Linked DNA regions of Homo sapiens: region 2 is linked to region 1. Evidence: chromatin loops called from intact Hi-C (ENCODE). Cell type or tissue: gastrocnemius medialis. All regions are shown on one strand. Links, peaks and the distances in the headings refer to the core of each region. The heading gives the core; the rest is flanking DNA.

Region 1 (12,164 bases), core at 1-8,000:
TTGAAGTGCTGGCTTTGGCCAGGTGTGATGGTTCACACCTGTAATCCCAGCTACTTGGGACGTTTACTCAGGAGGCTGAGGTGGGAGGACTGCTTGAGCCCCAGAGGTTGAGGCAGCAGTGAGCCATGATCTCCCCACTGTACTCCAGCTTGGGCAACAGGGTGAGACCTTGTCTCAGAAAAAAAAAAAAAAAGGTGCTGGCTTTGATGTCAGACAGACCTGAGTGTGAATCTCAGCTGAGCTCTGTTATTTTTCTGAGCCTCAGTTTCCTTAACTGTCAAAGACGGCTAACAATAGCACCCACACCCCAGAATTGTTGTGAGGAGTAAATGGGATCCTGTAAATAAAGACCTGAACCTCAACCTTGGGTCTAGTAGTGAGTCTCCTGTGCCACAGTCTTTGGGTTCCAAACGCTGTTGGGGGTTGGTGTGCAGAGATAGTTCTCCATATAAGCAATCAAGATTAGCCATCAATGTGAATAATAATATCCCATGCTCCTGGGGGAGAAAGGCCAGATCATAAACGTATTGATCTCTCAATATCTAAGCCACTTTGAGGAGATTAAACTGGTCACAACTCAGAAAATCATTGAGAAATCATCAAGTGTCAAATTCCATTAGGAATGTGTGACTCCTGGGGGTGAGAGGATGGGTAGATCCCCCTCCCTGCCGCGAGGCCCCCACCTCTGCCTCTGTTCTCTGTGACTGACAAGGAAGGATCTGTGATTACCAGGTCTGCCGAGCTCTTGGAGGCAACTTACATAGTGCTGTCACTTGTCTAGCTGGGCTCAGGAATATTGCTAAAAGGCTTGGGAAACAAGGCTGGCAAGGGGAGAGGGATCAGCCTCAAGGGTCCAGAGAAACTCCAGACCTGGTGTGGAGACTCCACAGCTTTAGAGGCAGTTTCAAGGCTGGGTGATGGGAGAGAGAAAGGACTGGGGGCTTCACCCTTCTGGAGTCTAACTTCTCCAGGGTCTCTCTGCACCCCACCTTCCCACCCCCAGCAAGAGTTTAGAACCTAAAGACGGGGAGTGGGAAGCAGGAGACTCATTTCTTGATCCATGGGGAGTTGGGGAGCCCAAGTGGAAGATGGGGAGATGAGAGCAGGGGTAACTGACAGCAGGATGCCACAGCTAAAGAAGGAAGTATAAATATAAAGCGGCCAGTGTAGGACTGGACAGAGGCCATATGAAACACACGGTACATTCCGGTCCCAGCGTAACAAACTGTACCAGCCTTTTTGAGAGCTGTGAGCACTAAAATGGGGAGGGAAGAGAGCAGAGGTTCCTTCGAGGTTGGCCCTGCCTCCTCCTCCCCCACTTCTCCCACAGCTCGGGGCACCGCAGGGAAAGTCCTGATGTTCCTTTTGCAACCACAGGAAACCTACCATCCCTGCTCACACTCTGTACCCTGTTCCTCTCAGCAGCTCCAGACTGGGAGGGAGCAATGAGTGTGTATGCATGGGGGTGTTTGGGGGAATGTAGGGTGCAGACAGCCCCAGCAGCCCAGGTGACACCCGGAAAGGCGGCAAGCATCACTTGGATACTGACTGGAAGTCACAGCCTGTAAGGGCTGCAAGAGAGGTACAGATGACGGTGAGGAAGTGCCTTGTCCAAGGTCACACAGGCAGTTGTTCACCAGGGTGGGACCAGAGTGCATCCAGAACTAGGCAGTGCTGGGCAGCTCTCTTGGGTGTAGTACGTAGGAGTGGCAGGCCAGAGAACAGGCAGTGCCCAGGGACTGAGGGTGGGGAGCCCAGATCCAAGGCTGCCTCTATGCTCTGGTTGGCTTTGGGAAGGCAGGCCTGGCTTGGGCACTGTGCCCTCCAAGCCTCCCAATCCTATCCCCCCAACCTTAAATATTAGAGATAATGCATGTGAAGTGCCTAGCGTGGAGGTTGTTTTGTGGTGATGTCAAGCAGAATGAGTCACGTCCACCCCTCCCATCTCCTCCTCCTCCACACACACACACACACACACACACACACACACACACACACACACAGCTCAAGGCCTAGAACCTCCTGGGATCTTTCTCCCATATCTTTCTCCCTAGAACCACCTTCTTTCTTCTGAGTCCCTATAGCTATTACACACATTTGGTACTCACCACCTGCTGGCTTGGGTTATTATTTAACCTAACATCCAGCGTGTTTGTCTCTTCAATTGCCCAAGGGGAGGATATCATTTCAATACACCCAATATTTATTGAACATGAACTCCGGTGCCAAGCCTGGCCTGTGGGGGATGAGTTGGAATGGTGGTGGGAGGCGGGGGCAGTGGAGGAGAGGGCTCAAAGAAGAAGCAGACTTTGTTTCTGCCTCAAGGACTTTCTAATCTGGTTAGAAGAACAGGATTAGTAAACAGATCGCTAGAATATGAGACAGGCCACACGCTGTGCCGTGAGAAAGGTACAAACTGAGTGTGCTGGGCGTTCAGAGGAGACAGGAATCAGATTTGGCTGGCACTGTTTCAAGGAAGCTTTATGAGCTGGAGCAGCAGAGATGGGTAGACAGGGAGGACAGGCACTCCTGGCATGAGAAATGGCACAGCAAACTGTGGAGGTGGGAAGGAGGGAGAACAAAGGACTTCAGGACTGTGTCTTAACCTCATGGTGACATTCTTTAGCAGGACCCAATACAGAGCCTTCCACACGGTAAACGTGCGATATAAATGCTTTGTTCCCTCCTTGGTTTGGAGAGGGTGGGATCTTTAGGACCAGCACTTAGTGATGTCTTTCCACAGAAGGATGGGTAAGGAGAAAACGTGGCTCTGAATAAACCAGGGGTTTGGAGCTAAACACAGGGAAGGGTCAGATTCCAGGGGCAGTTTGGGGTCGTCTTCCTTGGCCTTGCCCTTCTTTCACCCTGTCGTCCACACCCACTCGCCAGTGTCTGGGCTCTCCCTACTCCCGGCGTCGTGCCAGGGATTTCCCAAACCGTCCAAAAGGGCTGGGCTTGGTTTGCCAGCCCCGGGAATCCCTGGAGTCTCCGTGTTCCAGGCTTCTGTGAAGGATCAGGGAAGGGGGGCTAGGAAAGGGGAGGCTCCTCCTGGGGATTGCTTGAATTGGCCCCCTCAACACGGGCTTCCGTTGTCACGTGACTGCGTCCCAGGTCTCGCAAGTCTGGGGCTGGCGAGCTCCAGCTATCCTCCTCCCGCCCCCCGGACTGAGCGCTGGAGAAGCACGGACTGAGCGCTGGAGAGCGCTGGCGGCAGCCTGGGTGGCTCCTTCTGCTCGTAGAGCTCCCCACACCTGCTCCCTCCCCCAGCTGTGCTAATCCAGGCGCCACCCAAGCCTGGGGTACCCAAGCAGGGGCAAATGGGGGATGGCTAGGTCTGGGTGCTCCAAGGCCGGTGAGTGGGCAGGGCTGCGGGGCCCACGCGCGCCCCGGAGGTTGCTCGCCAACCCCTGCCCCAGCGTGCAATCGCATGGTTGCGGCGGCCGGGAGGCTGCGCGCCGAGCGCAAGCCGCGAGCACAAACAGGGCGAGGAGGCTGGTGTGAGCGCCTGGGCCCGCTGCCAGCGCGCCGGGGCTGGAACACAATGTCCCGAGCGGGCGGGCGGGCGGGCGAGCGCGAGCGAGAACAGCCTGACTCAGCAGCTGGGTAAGTGGGTGTGCTCGCTCACCAGATCAACCGCTCTTGCAGCCTGCGGTCAGCGACGACCCGGCACTCGGCAGCTCCCTGGAACGGGAGGGGCAAGCATACGGCCCGCTCCTCTGCTCGCGCCCCAGCCTGCCGCGCGAGACCTCCACGTGGCCGGTTTGCGCATCCCTCTGCCTTCTCGCCCCTCTATTAAAGCGTCTCCCAGCCCCCAGCCTGAGCGCAGCAGGCTCTGCCCACCTGGGAGAAGCACTCTCCTCACCCCACCCGACAGGTGTGGCCAGGCACACAGCTGCTGTGTACATGTCCTGTTTTCCCCAAATCTCACCCCTCTGGGACGCCTCGGAAGGTCTTGGCATGGGGGATGTAACTCTTAGTTGCAAACAGAGGTAGGAGTTTGTTCTGGGGTAGTGGTGGAGTAGGGAGCCGAGGAAGGGGATCCTAGGAGAAAAGAGGGACATAGGGCAAGAGGATCTCCCCTATCTCTGTCCTCAGCTGACCCAGAGTTCAGAGTCTCTTCCTGCCCCCTCCCCTCAAAACCACTAGGCCCCTGAAGATTTCCTCCTCGGAGGGAGGGAGAGGCAGGTGGTGTGGTGTTTTGAAGCCCGAGACCCTGCTTTTCTGCCCCCACCCCCAAACCACAATAAAGACCCAATAAAGATCCTGCCACCTAGCCACAAAGCTCCTCCTTCCCCCTCTATGCAGGGGAAATGGGGTCCCATTTGGGGTCCCCACTGGGGACTTATGCTGTCCCTATGCTGTCTCCTGGCGTCTTGTGGGGCCATTGTGAGGATGACAGCAGCCCAGAGCAGGGTTATTCCTGGGGGTGGGGACCTGTCTCACGTCCCAGCTTCCTGGGGTGCCTGCGCAGTGCCCTGAGGGATGCTTTGTGCCTGGAGAGTGCCAGGACAGGCGGGGAGGAGTGGTTCCGGGAAAGGCCCTGGCAGGCAGCATAGGCCTGGGCTCCAGGGCCTTTGAGAGTGGGCCTAGGGGAGGGACCTCAGGCTGCTGAAGTGCCTCACCTGGGCCTCCTGCCATCTGGTGGCATCTCTGGCACCCTCTGTGGCTAAAGATGCCAACACAGGCCTGGGCCGTGGACCCCCTTCCCATACACACATCACGCTTCCCACACAGGCTCTTACCCAGCCAATGCACACTGCATCTCCCAGTCGAGAGGCACCTTCACTGCCATCTACTCCCACCTTCTTCCTGATGCTTGAAATCTGTCCGTGATCCCAGGTCAGTGATTGCTCGAGGCTGTGACAGGGACACTCTCAGACAGCAGCCCACTGCTCTTCTGGACTTCCCTATCTCCAAGTCCAGTCACCTACAGGACACCTGCCCTTACATGGCCTAGAAGTGACTGAACTCATATTCATGCCCCTCATACCAGCTCCTCCCCATTGCCCACCATGACCCTCCCAGTCCTAAAACTCACTGCAAAGGTAGATTAATTTTTAACTGCTTTCTCTCCTTCACCATCCTTATGTCTGATCTCTTATCAAATTCTTCCCTTTGTTGCTTTTATTTCAAAAGATATTGTTTGTTCATTACTTTTCTCCTTCACCCTTTCCCCTCCAGCCCCATAGAGTCCACCTTTGGCCCAAATTCTCACAGCATCTGCCACACTGTCCTTTCTTTTTCCTTCCTCCTACACACCCTGCTGGAATAATCTTTCTCAAACATCATTTATTGTGTATGTTATCAACTTCAGACTCCTCAACCAAGCACAGTGAGTACACTAGCTAACCTGTGTACTCTCTGTGATGGGACCTGAGTTCATTCATGGCATGTCCAGGCCACGGGGTTTAGTGCAGTGCCTCCTGCACAGCAGTAGGGCAGCAAATGTTCCTCGTGACCCATTCATTTGGTGGTGTTCCCTTTCCATCCTTCCTATTCTCTCTCCTGCCTTGGTCTCCCCAGTCCCATCAAGCCTATTGGCTTACTGGTGCTCACTGGGGCCCTTTTGTTTGAAGTGCCACTATTTTTCATTTCCCCAAAATCTTTGGTGGGGGGCGGGGGGTGGTGGCTGGTGGGGAAGGGAGAGGCTGACATCCAAGTTAATATCAGGGAGGTTGTGGCAAATACCAACTGCAAAACCTTGGGTGCAGAGTAGAATGAGGGCAGATGCCTGCTAGGAGGGCAGATGCCTGCTCAGTAAGAGAACAAAACCACAGAGGAGGGCAGAAGGTGGAAAGGAGAGTGGCGTAACTAGTGGCTTCCCTCTGAGCCTGTGAGCTGCCTTTAATCTTTTCCTTTTTTTTTTTTTATTTTTTGAGATGGAGTCTTGCTCTGTTGCCCAGGCTGGAGTGCAGTGGGGCAGTCTCGGCTCACTGCAACCTCTGCCTCCCCGGTTCAAGCAGTTCTCCTGTCTCAGCTCCCCGAGTAGCTGGGACTACAGTTGAACGCCACCATGCCCGGCTAATTTTTGCATTTTAGTAGAGACAGGGTTTCACCATATTGGTCAGGCTGGTCTTGAACTCCTGACCTCAGGTGATCCACCCGCCTCAGCCTCCCAAAGTGCTGGGATTACAGGTGTGAGCCACCGCGCCCTGCCTAATCTTTTCTATATTTTATTGCTTAGTTATGTCCTGCAGTATTTTAAACCCTTTCTCCCATGGGCTGTAGGCTCCTTAATGGCAGGGACAGTGTCTTTTATTTATTTGATACCATTTACTTATTTTGAGAAGTGGGCATGAAATACTTTGGAGGGCACATAAAACTTGGGTCTGGATCCTGGTTCCAACACTTAGCTGTTTGGCCCTGGGTAAGTCTCTTAACCTCTCTGAGCCAGTTTCTTCGTCTGTAAAAGTCGCTAGTGACACTTGTTTTGCAGAATGAGGGGCAAAAATTACAGAGAATACAAAGCACCAGGAAAGTGTCTGTTGTACCCAATAGTTTATATTCCTTCCCCGTATGGTTAGAGCCTTTCCTAAATTGGGAGGAAGGTGTTCCTTAACTACTGCCCATACTGGGACACTTTAAACTTGAAAAGGGGCACTGTTAATAATTACGTCCGTTCCAGGGACGCAGAGCCACCCTACCCTAGTTCACAACAACTGGCAGGGTTCGGATAGCACGCAATATCCCAGTGCCTAAGCACAGCCCCAAGCATAACGCTCAATAAATGCCTGTTGAATCAACGAGCGAACAGAAGCTGACCCTCACTCCGTTTTTTGGACATCATTGAGTGAAGCAAATTGAAAAGCCCGCCCCCGCTGCGCCCCCACCCCCACCCCGTCCCAGAGCCACCAGCAGCCTCAATTCCCCGAGGTCTGCCCTTCTCTAGCCCACCGTCCCGCCCCCAGTTGCCTTGACATCAGTGACGTCGCGAGGGGCGTGGCCTCTCTCCATCGTCTCCTGGTGCCCTGGGCCCCTCCGCATCCGAACCTGGGGGGAGGATGAGGTTGGTGGCCTTTGACCGTACTCGCCTCCCGCCGGGCCAGCATCTAACTAAGCCCGCCTGGCCGCCCTTCTCGGGCGCGCAGTTGTCTCGAGTGTGGGTACCCACCTCCACCCCCACCCTCACCCGGGTGAACTAGCGGGGGTTCTAGAGAGTGCCGGCTCCCAGTGAGCCCTCTCCAACAGCTGCGGGCCACGAGATCCTGAGAACCTGGGCCCAGCGCTCAGCCCAGGCCCGCCCCTTCCCGGGCAGCCCCGTCGCTCCGCGTCCTAGGGGGCGGGCGGGAAGGATGGGACCCCCGCCTAGGAGGCGCGCAGGCGCCGCCGAGCGCGGGAGAGAAAGAGTTAAACTAGGTGCCGGCGCCGGGCGCGGCGGGAGTGGGGGAGGGGAGCGAAGAGAAAGTGAGAGCGGGGGCGGAGCGGGGACGGGAGCGAAAGAACATCCTGTGCCCGTCGCCGGATGCGCGCGGGGGGAGGAGGTAGTCCGGGGAGGGAGAGCAAGACCGGGGGAGGCCCGGGACGGGGAAAGGCGCGGCCTCCTTCCCCCCGCCGCAACCTCCTCCTCTGGGGGCGCTGGCCCCCTCTGCTCCCCGCGCCTTAGGCTGAGCTACCCGGAGGCCCCAGGATCTGGTTCCTGGGCAGGAGTAAGCGCTAGCTGGGGAGATGATCTCGGAGAGTGTGGGATCCACGTTAAGGCAGGGGCGGCCCCCAGCCTTTCATCTCTTGGCTTTCTGCAAGGGAAGCTCGCACGTGTTGAGCGTCCCCTGTGCACCGAAAGTACACACATTATCTCAGTCCTGACAGCGGCACTTCCAGGCAGTAGACAGGAATTCATAGACTCGCATTCTAGAGGAGGAAACAGACTCAGATTATGGAATTTGTCCAAACCCCACACTGTTGGGATGTGAATGCAAGCCTGTCGGACTGCAAAGGGCTTTTCACTGGAGTTTAGGGTAGGGTAATTTCCCCTTAGCTTCTATGCGCACAAGTGCTGGGCCGCTGCAGCGTCACCCTCGGGAATGGCGGTGTCTTTTCGTAGAGGACCCCCAACAGTATCTGTCTGGAGCTTCTGTCATTAACTAGGCTTAAACAACCATTGCCAGGATACTGGTAAAGAGAATGAGGAAGGGGCCTTAGGATTCCACAGGTAGTTGGATGGTTCTTAGGAACACAGTTTAGGGGAATGTGTTGCAGGGCTCCTGTTCCTCATTTAGGTATTTGTGGGGGCTTCAAAGATGGCTCCAGAGTCACTCAAAGCAGTTACATGGATTACAGGAGTTGGGATTGATTGACTTTAAGAAGACCAGGGAGGCCTGGTGTGGTGGCGTAAGCCTGTAATCCCAGCACTTTGAGAGGCCGAGGCAGGCGGATCACCTGAGTGTAGGAGTTCGAGACCAGCCTGGCCGAAATCGTGAAATCCAGCCTACTGAAAATACAAAAATTAGCCGGGCGTGGTGGTGCGTGCCTGTAGTTCCAGCAACTTGGTAAACTGAGGCACAAGACTTGCTTGAACCTGGGAGGCGGAGGTTGCAGTGAGCCGAGATGGCGCCACTGCACTCCAGCCCGGGTGACAGAGCCAGACTCCGTCTCAAAAAAGAGAGAGAGAGAAAAAATAAAAAAGACGACCAGCGTGAGAGGTAGTGGGTAAGTGGAAGGAAGGGCTGACTCATGTGCTTTTCAGGCTGGGATGCTTCGAGGGCTACCATCTGTGTTCTCACTGCCTGCCCACGCCCCACATGTTGTCCAGGTGAAACCTGCGGAGATAATTAGGATTATAGTAAACATTTGTTGAGCTCTGTGTGTTGGGCACTGTTCCAAGTGCTTTACTTAATCCTCACAAACAATCCCATGAAGTAAGTCTTATTGTTTCTATTTTACAGGTGGGGAAAATGAGGCACAAGGAGATCACAAAGCTAAGTCCATGACTAAACTGGTTTGTTTGTTTTGAGATGGAGTCTTGCTCTGTCACCAGGCTGGAGTGCAGTCGTGCCATCTCGGTTCACTGCAACCTCCGCCTCCCGGGTTCAAGCAATTTTGCCTCAGCCTCCTGAGTAGCTGGGATTACAGATGCACACCACCACGTCCAGCTAATTTTTGTATTTTTTAGTAGAGACGGGGTTTCCCCATGTTGGCCAGGCTGGCCACTCTGACCTTGTGATCTGCCCGTCTGGGCCTCCCAAAGTACTGGGTTTACAGGCGTGAGCCACCGCGCCCAGCCCTGAACTGGTTTTGAACCCTGCCTAGAACCCATACTTACTTACTAAACTCAAATGTACTTAACACGATGAGAACATCGGCCTTGAAGGTAAAAATGCTGGCATAGATGGCAAAGAGGTGTGTGCTTGGGCAGCTCATGTCCTTTTCCTGGGTAAGGCAGGTAGTAACTCACAGCTGGCTGTGTGTATTTTGGCTCTCAGACTTCTTTTTAACCAGTGGTTCCAGATTTCTGGATTTGACAGAAAAACAAAGCCAGAAAACAAGTGAAAGCCAGGTTCCCATAAAGAGTTGCAGCTTTAAATTTACGCTCCCTAAGGGCATGGAGAACATACCTACGATCTATTATCACCATCATTAAAGAAAATACTTCTGTTTCTTTGAGACAGGGTCTGGCTCTGTCACCCAGGCTGGAGTGCAGTGGCATGATCTCGGCTCACTGCAACCTCTGCCTCCCAGGTTCAGGCAATCCTACCGCCTCAGCCTCCAGAATAGCTGGGACTACAGGCACGCACCACCATGCTGAGCTAATTTTTGTATTTTTTGTTGGGGGTTGGCGGGGTTTGCTTCAGCCCAGGCCAGGCTCGAACTCCTGGGCTCAAGCAATCCACTCGCCTCAGCCTCCCAAAGTGCTGAGACTGCAAGTGTGAGCTACCACGCCTGACCTAAGAAAATACATTTTAATTCTCAAAATAGGAGTGACATCATCTGAATCTGTTAGTTCCAGCCAGGCGCGGTGGCTCGTGCCTATAATTCCAGCCCTTTGGGAGGCCGAGGCAGGCGGATCATGAGCTCAGGTGTTCGAGACCAGACTGGGCAACATGGCAAAACCCTGTCTCTACCAAAAATACAAAAAATTAGCCTGGTGTGGTGGCGCATGCCTGTAGTCCCAGCTACTTGGGAGGCTGAGGCGAGAGGATTGCTTGAGTCTGGGAGGCAGAGATTGCAGTGAGCCAACATCGCACCACTGCGCTCCAACCTGGGTGACAGAGTGAGAACCTGTCTCAAAAAAAAGAAAAAAAAAAAAGAAAGAAAACAATTATTCCCAAGAAAAGATGGTCAATGGACTTTATGCCAACAAATAGACATTCCTTTGTCTTTAATTTTTTTGTTGTACTGTGGACTAGTAAAAATGTCACTCTAGGAATGACTCTGCCTCTAATCTCTCTGAATCATTTGAAGGCAGAACCAGAAGAAATGGGCCTTAGGTGTGGCAGGAGGGAGTTAGGTTGCAGCCAAGAAAGAACACTTTTTGGAGGTCTTTAAAGAACAGGTGAGCCTTACCTGTGCTTAGGAAGTGAGGGTTGCAGAATCGGCTCCATGGGATGGAGGGGCCAGTAACTCTGGGTCCCACCCTGGAGAAGGGCAGAGCAAGGACCTTGTCTTGAGGGATTTATTCTCAGATCCACCAAAGTAGCCTGGGAACCTAAATGACAGTTCCCATCAGGCAGCCGTTTTCTGCTCGGAGTTCAGTGGAGATGCGATGGGGTTGCATGGCAGTGGGGAGGCTTCCATGGGCTTCTACTCACCCCTCACCACAGGGAGTTCATGTAGTCACCCACCTTGGGGCTAAATAGAGTGCCAGGAATGATGACCCTTGAGGAGGGCTGAGGACAGGAATAGAATGGCCACCCAGGAGTGTTGCTTGTTCCCTGCCTGCTGCCTAGGGTGTACTGGGCCAAGGCTCTGAGTGGGCAGGCCTGGCTGGCCGCAGCATCATTGGAGATGCTGTTTCCCTACCTCCTTCCATCCTGGGTGCAGCCCAGGACCCAGAGCCTTCTGTCCCAGTTCTCCCAAAAAGGGATCAGGGCCAGGTAGGTGAACACCTGTTCTGGTGCAGCATGCTCAGCACTGGCTGTGGGCGTGGCCCTAGTTTGGAGCTGGCCACTTGCCTGTTCTGCAACAGAGAGTGGGGACAGAAGTTGCGGGGAGACCCTGGTGGGGAAGAGGGAAGGGTCTGGTCTCACCTGCCCCATCCTAGTGGTGGGGATCAAGACCTCCACAGGTGGGCTCACATCCTCTGGGGTGGTGGCATCTTCTGACTCCAGAGGACCTCACAAGCCGCCTCATATCCCTGGGGAGGCTGAGAGGTGATACTTCCAAATTTAGCTGAAAGGCACAGACTTACCCACATTTTAATCCTGGAGTTTTAGAATGGTAAATCCGAATCCCTTTAGGTTACAAATGCAGAAACAGACTAAGGCAAAGGCGATCCCTTTCTCCTCCAAGGTCACTCTGGTTAGAAGGGTCTGGAGCCCCAGTTACTAGATGCTGTCATTGTTCTGCCGCCAAGTCCTTAAAGAATGGCAGAACATGACTTAAACCACCTGCTAAGTACAAGATTCTATGCTGGAGATGCAAAGGTAGCTGTCCTCAAGAGCACTTTGTCAAACAGGTAAACTTCAGGGCAACATGCAGATGCTGGAAAAGGGTGGATTTGCCTCAAGAGTCTGTGCATGCTTTCTAAGATACTCCCCTCCTTTTCATCCTCTGATGCGGGGAGGGAACCCTACCTGAAGAAACACCCCAAGGCCCAGGGGTAGATCTAGGGTGGAGAGATCACATATGGGAGGGCCCGGAAAGAAAAGGAACAGGGTTGTCAATGGGCATACCCCAAACACCTCACCCAGAAATGCCCTAAGGCCCCAGCCCGGAAATGGACCTCTGCTGCCCTCTAATGGTGGAAAGGCAGCCTCTGGAGCTACCTGCTGGGGTCCCCCCTTAAAGAAGAGGAGATGTGAAGGACACTTCTGCCCTCTCCCCTTTTATTCCCCTTCTGTCTTATGCTTCATCTCCTGTGGTCTCTAAAGCAGAACCTTCTCTTTTTTTTTTTGAAATGGAGTCTTGCTCTGTCGCTTAGGTTGGAGTACAGTGGCGTGTCAGCTCACTGCAACCTCAACCTCCCAGGCTTAAGCGATTCTCCTGCCTCAGTCCCCTGAGTAGCTGGG
Region 2 (9,425 bases), core at 1-8,000, 370 kb before region 1:
TACTTTTTTTTTTTTTTTTTTAAGACAGTCTCACTCTGTGCCCCAGGCTGGAGCGCAGTGGTGTGATCTTGGCTCACTGCAACCTCCGCCTCCCGGGTTCAAGCAATTCTCCTACCTCAGCCTTCCAAGTAGCTGGGATTACAGGCATGCGCCACCTCACCCAGCTAATTTTTGTATTTTTAGTAGAGACGGGATTTCACTATCTTGGCCAGGCTGGTCTCAAACTCCTGACCTCTAGTGATCCACTTGCCTCGGCCTCCCAAAGTGCTAGTATTACAGTCATGAGCCACCATGCCTGGCCTGCTGCCTATTTAAATAGCAAGCAGTTACAGTTAAAGAAAGACCCTGGCCTGGGGACGCTGCCAAGGCTCCTAATCTGACACTTCTTTCATGTGGACCAGGGATCTGAACTGTGTTTCTTCCAAACTTTTGGAGCTTGCTTCCTTGGTGGTAAGCTAAATAGTGGCCCCCAAAATATACCCCTTTATAACCCCTGTAACCTGTGAATATTATATGACATAATGGACTTTGCACATGTAATTAAATTAAGGATCTTGAGATGAGGGGATTATCCTAGATTATCTGGGTGGACCCCTAAATGCAATCCCAAGTGTCCTTATGAGTGGGGGCCAGAGAGAGAGATTGGACACAGGAGAAGGAGGCAATGTGACTACTGCAGCAAGATGCTACACTGCTGGCTTTGGAGGTGGAAGAGAAGGCCAAAAATGCAACGAACGTAGCTTTGGAAGCTGGAAAAGGCAAGGAAACTGTTTTCCCTTAGAACCTCTGGAGGAAGTGTGGCCCTGCCAACACACTGATTTTAGCCCAGTGAAACTAATTTTGAATTTCTGACCTCTAGAACTGTAAGAGAATAAATGTGTTTTGTTTTAAGTCGCTAAGTTTGTGGTAATGTGGTAATTTGTTACAGTGCAGTAGGAAACTAATACAGGGCTCATCTGCCTCCAGGTACAAGTGGTGGCTTGGCTGATCCCTGTTCTTATTTTAAGGCGTCCCTCTCATGGCACAAGGAGAGCATAGGCCCAGCATTTTCCTGAACCAGTATTTGAAACAATCTGCACTTTGGGGGAACCTGTTGGGGAGTTCTTGGAAGCAAGAGAGAAAGCCTCATATGGTACCCGATCCTTGCTTTGGAACTCTCCCAGCACCTTCAGTGATATCATGAACAAAGAGTTCTTTCAGACCAGTGAGGATGTAGGATTATTAAAATCTGATTCTAATTCCATCTTCCCCTCTCCTCTTCCATTTATTCAATAAATGTTTATTGTGTACCTCCTATGTGCTAGGCACTGGGGATGAAGGGATAAACAAAGCAGATAAAAAATCTCCTGCTCTCGTGGTAACTGAGGTGGGGGAAGTGGAGGGAGCCAGAGTTAAGTCAACAGCATGTGAGATGGCTTCAGATGCTCTCTAGAAAACTAAGCAGAAAGGAGGGTAGTGGCAGTTCCACATAGAGGGCCGGGGAAGGTCTCACCACGAAGGTGACATTTAAGTGGAAAGAGGAGAGTGAACTATTGTGGGAAGAATCTCGCAGGCAGAGGGAAAGCAAGTTCCAAGGCCCTGCACTGGGACACAGCTGAGGTGTTCAACGCATAGCGAGGAGGCCAGCGTGGCTGGACAGAGGGAGGGAGGAGACCAGGAGATGAAGTTAGAGACGAGATTGGTGGCCCTGAAGTGCCATAACAGCTTTTACTTTGCTTGGCATTTTGCCCCTTCTTTCTCCTCTCCTCCCCCTCACACCACCTCACGAGTTTTAGGCCCATGTTCCTCAGTTCCTTTCCATGGGATATTTATCCCATCATACTTAGGGACTACCAGCAGGCAAACATAGTCACTTAAAAATATTAGAAGAGGGGGAAAAAGCAGCCTCCTCTTTCTGAATGATGAAAGCAGTTCCATGGCAGTGTTGGCATGGCACTGTGTATCTAGCAGTGCAGGCTGGCCATTCACCGCGTAGTTCTGGGTGGTTTCTGAGAGGTTCCCCTCCATGGCCTTCTTCAGCCCATGAGGAAGTCCAACCCCCCTGGCCCGCTGTTTCTTTCCATTTCACCCCTCTTGGTCTCCCCAGTGGGACTCCCACAGCTGACTTCTATCCCCACCTGTGTCTAATCCCCTTTCCATGGCTGAGCCGGTAGATAACCTAGTAACGATCTGAGTAGAATATGGCTCCCACATGTTGAATGCATTGTGCTGATCACTACATATATCACTTTGATTCACACAACAACCCTGAGAGGTAGGAACCATTGTACCCCTTTTAGAGATGAGGATACTGAGGCTCAGACTGGTTAGGAAAATTGCCTAAAGTTGCACAGCTAATGAATGGCAGAGCTGGGATTTGAACCCAAGTGATTAAAGCCCATGTCTTTGATCACTACATAGCAGGGCCTTCTAGGAAGGATGGCTGGCTGGATCTAGTTGTTCCAGTTTGGAAAGTACCTGCTTGACTGGCCAGACTGCTGTTGGCTTCAGAAAATAGCAGTCTCTTGTTGGTCACTGAGAAGAGGCAAAATTTTGGCAGGCCTTGGGGCCTCCTGCAGAGTCTCATTCCAGGTCAGTGGACAGAGGAGGCCCTGAGAATAGTCGTGCATACTGGCTCCCTGGATCTGCTCCAAGACAGTGAGCAGCCCCTAGAACCACAAGAGACTGGCCAGCCAAGCTGTGGGCCCGGCCTGTAGGGTGGAAGGAACTCTTAAGAGAAAAAAAAAATCTCTGCTGTGATTAATCAACAGCTTCAGTCTGGTGAAGTGAAAAGAGAAAAGTTGGCCCAGATGTGCACATAGGGAGAGAAATAAGGGAGGGAAATTGCCTTTATTCATGTTCTCCCTTAGGCCAGTCGTTACCCCACGGATGAGATCACCTTCCTTTTACACCAGCCTGCAAGAGGTGTGTAGTGGTAGTCTCATTTTACAGACAAGGTGTAGGATCAGAGAGGTTAACTCGCCCAAGTCAAACAGCTAACAAGTGGTGGAATTGGAATTTGAGCCCTGTTCTTCTCAGTTCAGTAGCCCTGCTGTTCTTGCTGATGTCACCTCAGCATGGGCTCTCCAGGTATGTGCAAATAGTTATGCAAGTGTTGCATCCACAGGCTTGTGAGCAGAGGCTGAAAGGGAGCCAGGGCTCTTGGTACTTGCCCTCTCAACATGGGCCCTGCCTAAGCTAGCAGGACTCACTATACCCAAACCAGCAGTGGCATTATATTTTTCTCTTTTCTTGCACCTTGCCATCCCCGATTTATTTTTAGAGAGCCTTTTCTATTTCTGTTCCCATTTCTTGGCTTGGATGCAGGGGCTGGGGTGCAGGGATGGCGCTAGAAATCAGAAGAGGCAGGCATAGATGGCATCTCACTGGTGGCCTTGGCTGGTCTCTGGGAACTGTGCCCATCTGCCTGCCCTGCTGGCTCCTCCTCAGGCCAGCTGTAGGCCCCAGGGATCATAGAGCTCGGGTAGCTAGAGGCTGGGAGGGCAGGCGAGACAGAGAAACAGCCACACTTCTCATTTCTTTGGCTTCTCAGAGGGGGATGAGCTTCCTCCTGGAACAGAGAAGGGAGTAGCTCACTGCCTGTTTCTCAGGGTTAGGTTACGGACTTCTAGGGAATATGGGGTAGTGCTTAAGAGCCAGACTCTGTGTGGCATGGGGGTGATAACTGTAGACCCTCCACCTCTGGGGATTAAATGAGCTCATACATGTAAAGGCACAGAGGAGGCACTCACTGAATGATGATTGTTTCATTAGTGTCTTTAGACCCTCAGCACCCAGCACCATAGGTGGATGCCAGTCATTATTGGTTAGACCAAACAGAACTTCAAGGCAGCTGGGCATGGTGGCTCACACCTGTAATACCAGCACTTTGGGAGGCCAAGGTGGGAGGGTCACCTGAGGTCAGGCATTTGAGATCAACCTGGGCAACGTAGTGAGACCCAGTGTCTATTTATTTAAAAAAATAAAATAATAATAAAAAAAGAAAAATAACTTTAATGTTATTTTTGTCGTCCTCTTCATCTGAACATTGGCCTGCGTAGGTATTAACCTGAGTCCAGTGATTGTTTGTGGAGCCCCACAGGGTACTTCCCAGTGACAGCAGCCTGGAGTGTGCTCCTGCCAGCCCCTGCCTGGGCCCTGGAAAAGGCAGGGCAGTGCAGCGAGGAATCTTCTGGCCTAAGGATGCCTGTAACCACCAAACCTTATGTTTAGTTTTACACCTTGCTGAGGGTCTGGCTTTTGGATATGAGCTCTGGAGTGGTAGGGGTCTGTGTCCCATGGGGACAGGTGGTTCTGGGTGTTGGGCACGAGGTGATGGAGGAAGGGCCTGCCACTTGCAAGCTGTTTATCTGACTAGTAATAAACAGTGGATGACACCTTTAGGAAACTGTATTTGGGAGCTTTGAAATTAATCAGATGCCACCAATGGCATTTTTAATTTAGTTAAAAATGTTTTAGTTATATAAATAATGCTCATTCGTTATAGATGATTAGAAAATACAGATAAGCACTGAGGAGAAAAAAGTAATATATTATCACACATAAGTGGCTGCTTTGATATATGATTTTTTTTTCTTACCTAGGTTCTTTTCAAATTGTGTATACCTAGTTATTTTTTCTGTCTTTCGAAATGGGATGCTGTTTAACATTTAGTTTTGTGACTTGCCTTTCCCATTTTTCAGGTGGTTTTGTGGTGTCTGCTTGTCCTCCGACCTCCTCTCCCATTTGTGGGAAAGGCATTTGGCCTGGAGGGAGGCACTTGGGAAGAACTGTCTGGTTGTTCCTTGATGTTATTGCCAGACTTGCAGAGGGTAGAGAGGTGCATGAAGTCTTACTCTGCCTCTCCCCATCTGTGTCTCTCCCTGTCCCTGTCCAGCGCCCCATCTGCTCTGCCTACTCACCACTCCTGCCTTTTTTTTTTTTCCTTCCATACAAATCCAGAAAAGGATACCACCTCCAGTCTGAAGGTTTCTTTCTATGGCTTTTAGGGATGAATCTCTCAGGAGTTTAGAAAAAAAGATGCACAGACAGTATATAGGAAGGGTAATGCCAGGGCTGGGGGTGGGGGTCTTGGGAAGAGCAACTGAGAGGAGGGCCTGGGTCCCTGGTGCTGTCTTGAGTCAGTGAGAAGAAGCTGCGTGGGTGATGGGTTGGGGCGGGGTAGGCAGCAGGTGACTGCAGGGACCTCTCTGAAACAGCAAGCAAGCTGGCCAGGAAGACGCCTGGAGAATAAGGGGCCCAGATAGGGGCCAGACATAGGGGAGAAGAAAATGTGTCTCAGTGGCACCTGCTCCTCCACCCTGGCCCCACTCTTTCCATGATCTTTCCAGAGATTCTCTCTTTTTCTGCCTGATCTGCTTCCCTCACCTGGCAGTGCCCAGCCCCAGTAGTTTGACACATCTGGTATATCTGGCTACTGTGCTCTACTGACACCTGTGTGGCAGCAGCTGCACAGCTTCTTGGCATCTCCCTGGGCAGTAGGCAGGGATCCGAGCATAGAGGAAGATGTTCCATGCATCAGTAACTCAGATTCCGTTCCAGAAACGCATCTCAAAGCAAGGGAGAAAATTGAAGATGGGGTATTTTGTGGGGAACAAGCTATGCCTTCCTGTCACTTCTTACAGAATAAAATGGGGTCTCTGGCAGTAGGCAAGGAGAAGGCCTTTCTGAGCACTGAGGGTCAGTGGCTTCTCAGGTCTTTTCTGGGCCACTTTGGCCTGCACACAGGTTGGGCTAGGAATTCATGCTTAAAAGCAGGCTGATTTCCATAGGCTGTGCGTTCCTGTGGGCCTGCCTGGATCATATCTGTTCTGCTGTGATCCCAGGCCTGGTGAGACCCACTGGCTTCCTGTACGTCCCCTCAAAGCCTGCGCCACCGCCTCTCCCTTCACCACTCCCAAGCTATAATTAAGTTCCCATGTGAAACTGTATCCCTCAGCTGACACACGCTTGTAACTACAGCCCTGGCCATTGGACGGCTCATCTGGGGTGACTTCTGGGGCTGGTGCCTCAGCCTCCAGACGCTCTCCAGTAGGTCTGAGTAGGTGGTGTGGACCCACCAGGAAAGGGTGGATCCAGTGAGGCGGGGGCCAGGCCTTGCCCAAGAGTCAGAAAGTGGGAAGTCACGGGGGAGATGAAGGGCGAGTGAGCAGCTAGAAAGTGCCAGGGGACACAAAAATGGGGGAGACAGGCAGCCTTTTGGGGCTGGAGGGCATGGACAGGGTGACTGATGCCTGAGCCACAGGCAGAATGTGAGCAGTTTATTTTATTTTATATTCTACATATTTTTATAGCATAAAATTAAGATATAGTTCACATAACCAAATTCACCACTTTAAAGTGTGTACTTTGATGGTTTTTGTATATTAACTGTGTTTTATATATTATATTAAATTAATATATTTATATATTATATTAACGGTTTTATATATTATTTTAGCTGTGTTGTTTATATATTATATTAACTGTGTTCTATTAACCACTAATTCCAGGACACTTCTATCACCTAAAAAACCCTTTACCTGTCAGCAGTTACTCCATCCCTTGGCTGCTAATCTACTTCCCTTCTCTATGGCTTTCCCTATCCTGGACATTTCATATGAATGGAATTATATAATATGTAGCCTTTTGTGTCTGAACAATTTCACTTAGCATGTTTTCGAGGTTCATCCATGTTGTAGCATATAATAGTACTGTATTCCTTTTTGTGGCTGAGTATTCCATTGTGTGTATATATTCCATTTTATTTATTGGTAAATTGGTGGACATTTGGGTTGTTTCCATTTTTTGACTGCTGTGAACATTCATGTACAAGCTTTTGTGTGGACATATGCTTTAGGTTCTCTTGGGAATATACTTAGTGAAATTGCTGGGTCATATAGTATTCCATGTTTAACTTTTTTTTTTTTTTTTTTTTGAGACGGCATCTTGCTCTGTTGCCCAGGCTGGAGTGCAGTGGCACGATCTTGGCTCACTGCAACCTGAACCTCCCTGGTTCAAGCAATTTCCCTGCCTCAGCCACCTGAGTAGCTGGGATTACAGGTGCATGCCACCACGCCTGGCTAATTTTTTTTTTGTATTTTTAGTAGAGACGAGGTTTCACCGTGTTGGCCAGACTGGTCTCAAACTCCTGACCTCAGGCAATCTCCCCGCCTTGGCCTCCCAAGTGTTACTCTTTGTTTTTTGTTTGTTTTTTTTTTTGAGACGGGGTCTCACTCTGTCTGGAGTGCAGTGGCGCGATTTCGCCTCACTGCAACCTCCACCTCCTGGGTTCAAGTGATTCTTCTGCCTCAGCCTCCCGAGTAGCTGGGACTACAGGCGCATGCCACCATGCCCAGCTAATTTTTTGTATTTTTAGTAGAGACGGGGTTTCACTGTGTTAGCCAGGATGGTCTCGATCTCCTGACCTTGTGATCCACCCGCCTCGGCCTCCCAAAGTGGTGGGATTACAGGCGTGAGCCACCGCGCCCGGCCCCAAGTGTTACTCGTTAGGCAGATACCTGATACCTGTCTGCTATACTCACTGGTCTGCACCTTGCTTCACTTATTATATCTTGGCCATCTTTGCATACCAGACATGTAGAGCTTCCTTATTCTTTTTTTTTTTTTTTTTTTTGAGATGGAGTCTCGCTCTGTCACCCAGGCTGGAGTGCAGTGGCGCGATCTCAGCTCACTGCAAGCTCCACCTCCTGGTTCACACCATTCTCCTGCCTCAGCCTCCCGAGTAGCTGGGAATACAGGTGCTTGCCACCACACCCAGCTAATTTTTGTGTGTGTGTGTATTTTTAGTAGAGACAGGGTTTCACCGTGTTAGCCAGGAAGGTCTCGATCTCCTGACCTCATGATCCGCCCGCCTCGGCCTCCCAAAGTCCTGGGATTACAGGTGTGAGCCACCACGCCCAGCCCCTCATTCTTTTTTTTTTAACAGTTGGCTCATCCATTGTATGGATGTGCCAGTCTCTTCTTTTTTTTTTTTAGACAGATTTTTGCTCTGTCACCCAGGCTGGAGTGCAGTGGCATGATCTCGGCTTACTGCAACCTCTGCCTCCTGGGTCAAGCGATTCTCCCGCCTCAGCCTCCTGAGTAGCTGGGATTACAGGCATGTGCCATCATGCCCAGCTGATTTTTGTATTTTTAGTAGAGACAGGGTTTCACTTTGTTGGCCAGGCTGGTCCTGAACTCCTGATCTCAAATGATTTGCTCATCTCGGCCTCCCAAAGTGCTAGGATTACAGGCGTGAGTCACCATGCACGGCCTGGATGTGCCATTCTCTTATTCATTGATGAATGTGCAGGTGACTTCTAGTCTTTTTTGGCAATGAATAACCTTGTCATTTTACACACAGATAAACAGATTGACAATGCTTCTGTGTGATAGGTGCAGTAATGGAGATAGACACTGGGGAACTAGGGAAGGCTTCCAGAGGATAGTTAAGAAAGGCTCAGGGTGAGTGAGCGCTGGTATCTGAGTGGGCCTTGCAGGCCTGGCAGAATTTCAGCAGGCTGAGATGTTGTAGGAAGGGCAAATATGACTGAAGAAAAGAACAACAGCTCAGGTGTGACAGGGGAAATGAAGAGTATTAGTTATCTATTCCTGCATAACAAATTACCCCAAAACTTAGTAGCTTAAAACACTATCTCGCAGTTTCTATGGGTTAGGAGAGATTTACACAAATATGTGAATACCAGAAGGTGAGGATTGTTGCCAGCCATTTTAGAAGGCTGACTCTAATAGCAAGTTGCAGTAAGGATAGGATTGGCCAAGGCAACAGATGGAGCCATGATTGTGGACAATCTTACATACTTAGCTGAGAGGTTGTCAGAGATTGATCTGAGAACAGTGTGAGCCATGGAAGGTCTTTGAGCAGGAGAATAATGTGATAGTTGCTATACAGGACAATTAATCTGATAGCATTTATGCTAGAGGGGTCAAAATGGAGAGAGATACACAGGCAGAGGCCTAGATTAGGAGATGGCTATAGTAGTACAGGTGAGAAATTCCTGGCCTGTAGTACTAAATACTTTTTTTTTTTTTTAAGACAATCTCACTCTGTCACCCAGGCTGGAGTGCAGTGGCATGATCTCGGCTCACTGCAACCTCTGCCTCCCGGGTTCAAGCAATTCTAGTGCCTCAGCCTCCTTAGTGGCTGTGACTACAGGCGTGTACCACCATGCCTGGCTAATTTTTCTATTTTTAGTAGAAATGGGGTTTCACGGTGTTGGCCAGGCTGGTCTTGAACTCCTGGCCTCAAGTAATCCACCCACTTTGGCCTCCCAAAGTGCTGGGATTATGGGCGTGAGCCGCTGCATCCGGCCTCTGTATTAAATACTTTAGCTGCATATTCTTTCTTCGAAATGACCACAAAAAGAAGGTATTACTGATTAATATGCATATGGTCTTGCGTATGGCCAGACTTATGACTTGCG

The links. A loop is a pair of places that touch in the nucleus more often than their neighbours do. Peaks named below come from ENCODE experiments on the same cell type or tissue, not always from the same donor. Only the 100,000 strongest peaks of a DNase experiment are listed, where the experiment ranks them.
Region 2: it touches region 1 in a loop (3.0-fold over the local background); 2 of 110 quality-filtered maps call a loop at or near these places.

The regions. Positions count from the first base shown.
Region 1 is chr6:35,724,580-35,736,743 of GRCh38, forward strand. It overlaps LOC285847 (a long non-coding RNA gene), which reads right to left. Exons shown (of 10, transcript NR_027117.2): 2 at 11,184-11,299; 3 at 10,501-10,785; 4 at 9,264-9,448; 5 at 7,614-7,848; 6 at 6,913-6,990; 7 at 4,743-4,927; 8 at 3,929-4,041; 9 at 3,626-3,681; 10 at 2,183-2,554. It also overlaps a transcript of FKBP5 not described here and a transcript of ARMC12 not described here. Among named protein-coding and RNA genes, the nearest start is that of ARMC12, 6.4 kb to the right of the region's middle. RefSeq lists silencers at 1,263-1,439, 3,345-3,574, 6,693-6,822, 7,203-7,732 and enhancers at 3,513-3,807, 4,085-4,134, 7,253-7,547. In gastrocnemius medialis, for the core only: no CTCF peak of the experiment used is centred there; DNase peaks (open chromatin) are centred at 1,662, 3,672, 6,942, 7,462 and 8 weaker places; H3K4me3 peaks cover 5,262 bases; H3K27ac peaks cover 8,000 bases.
Region 2 is chr6:35,357,536-35,366,960 of GRCh38, forward strand. The region is part of intron 2 of PPARD (peroxisome proliferator activated receptor delta); the gene reads left to right. Among named protein-coding and RNA genes, the nearest start is that of PPARD, 20 kb to the left of the region's middle. RefSeq lists an enhancer at 2,993-3,889. In gastrocnemius medialis, for the core only: no CTCF peak of the experiment used is centred there; DNase peaks (open chromatin) are centred at 3,076, 3,396, 5,436 and 5,956; H3K27ac peaks cover 7,117 bases.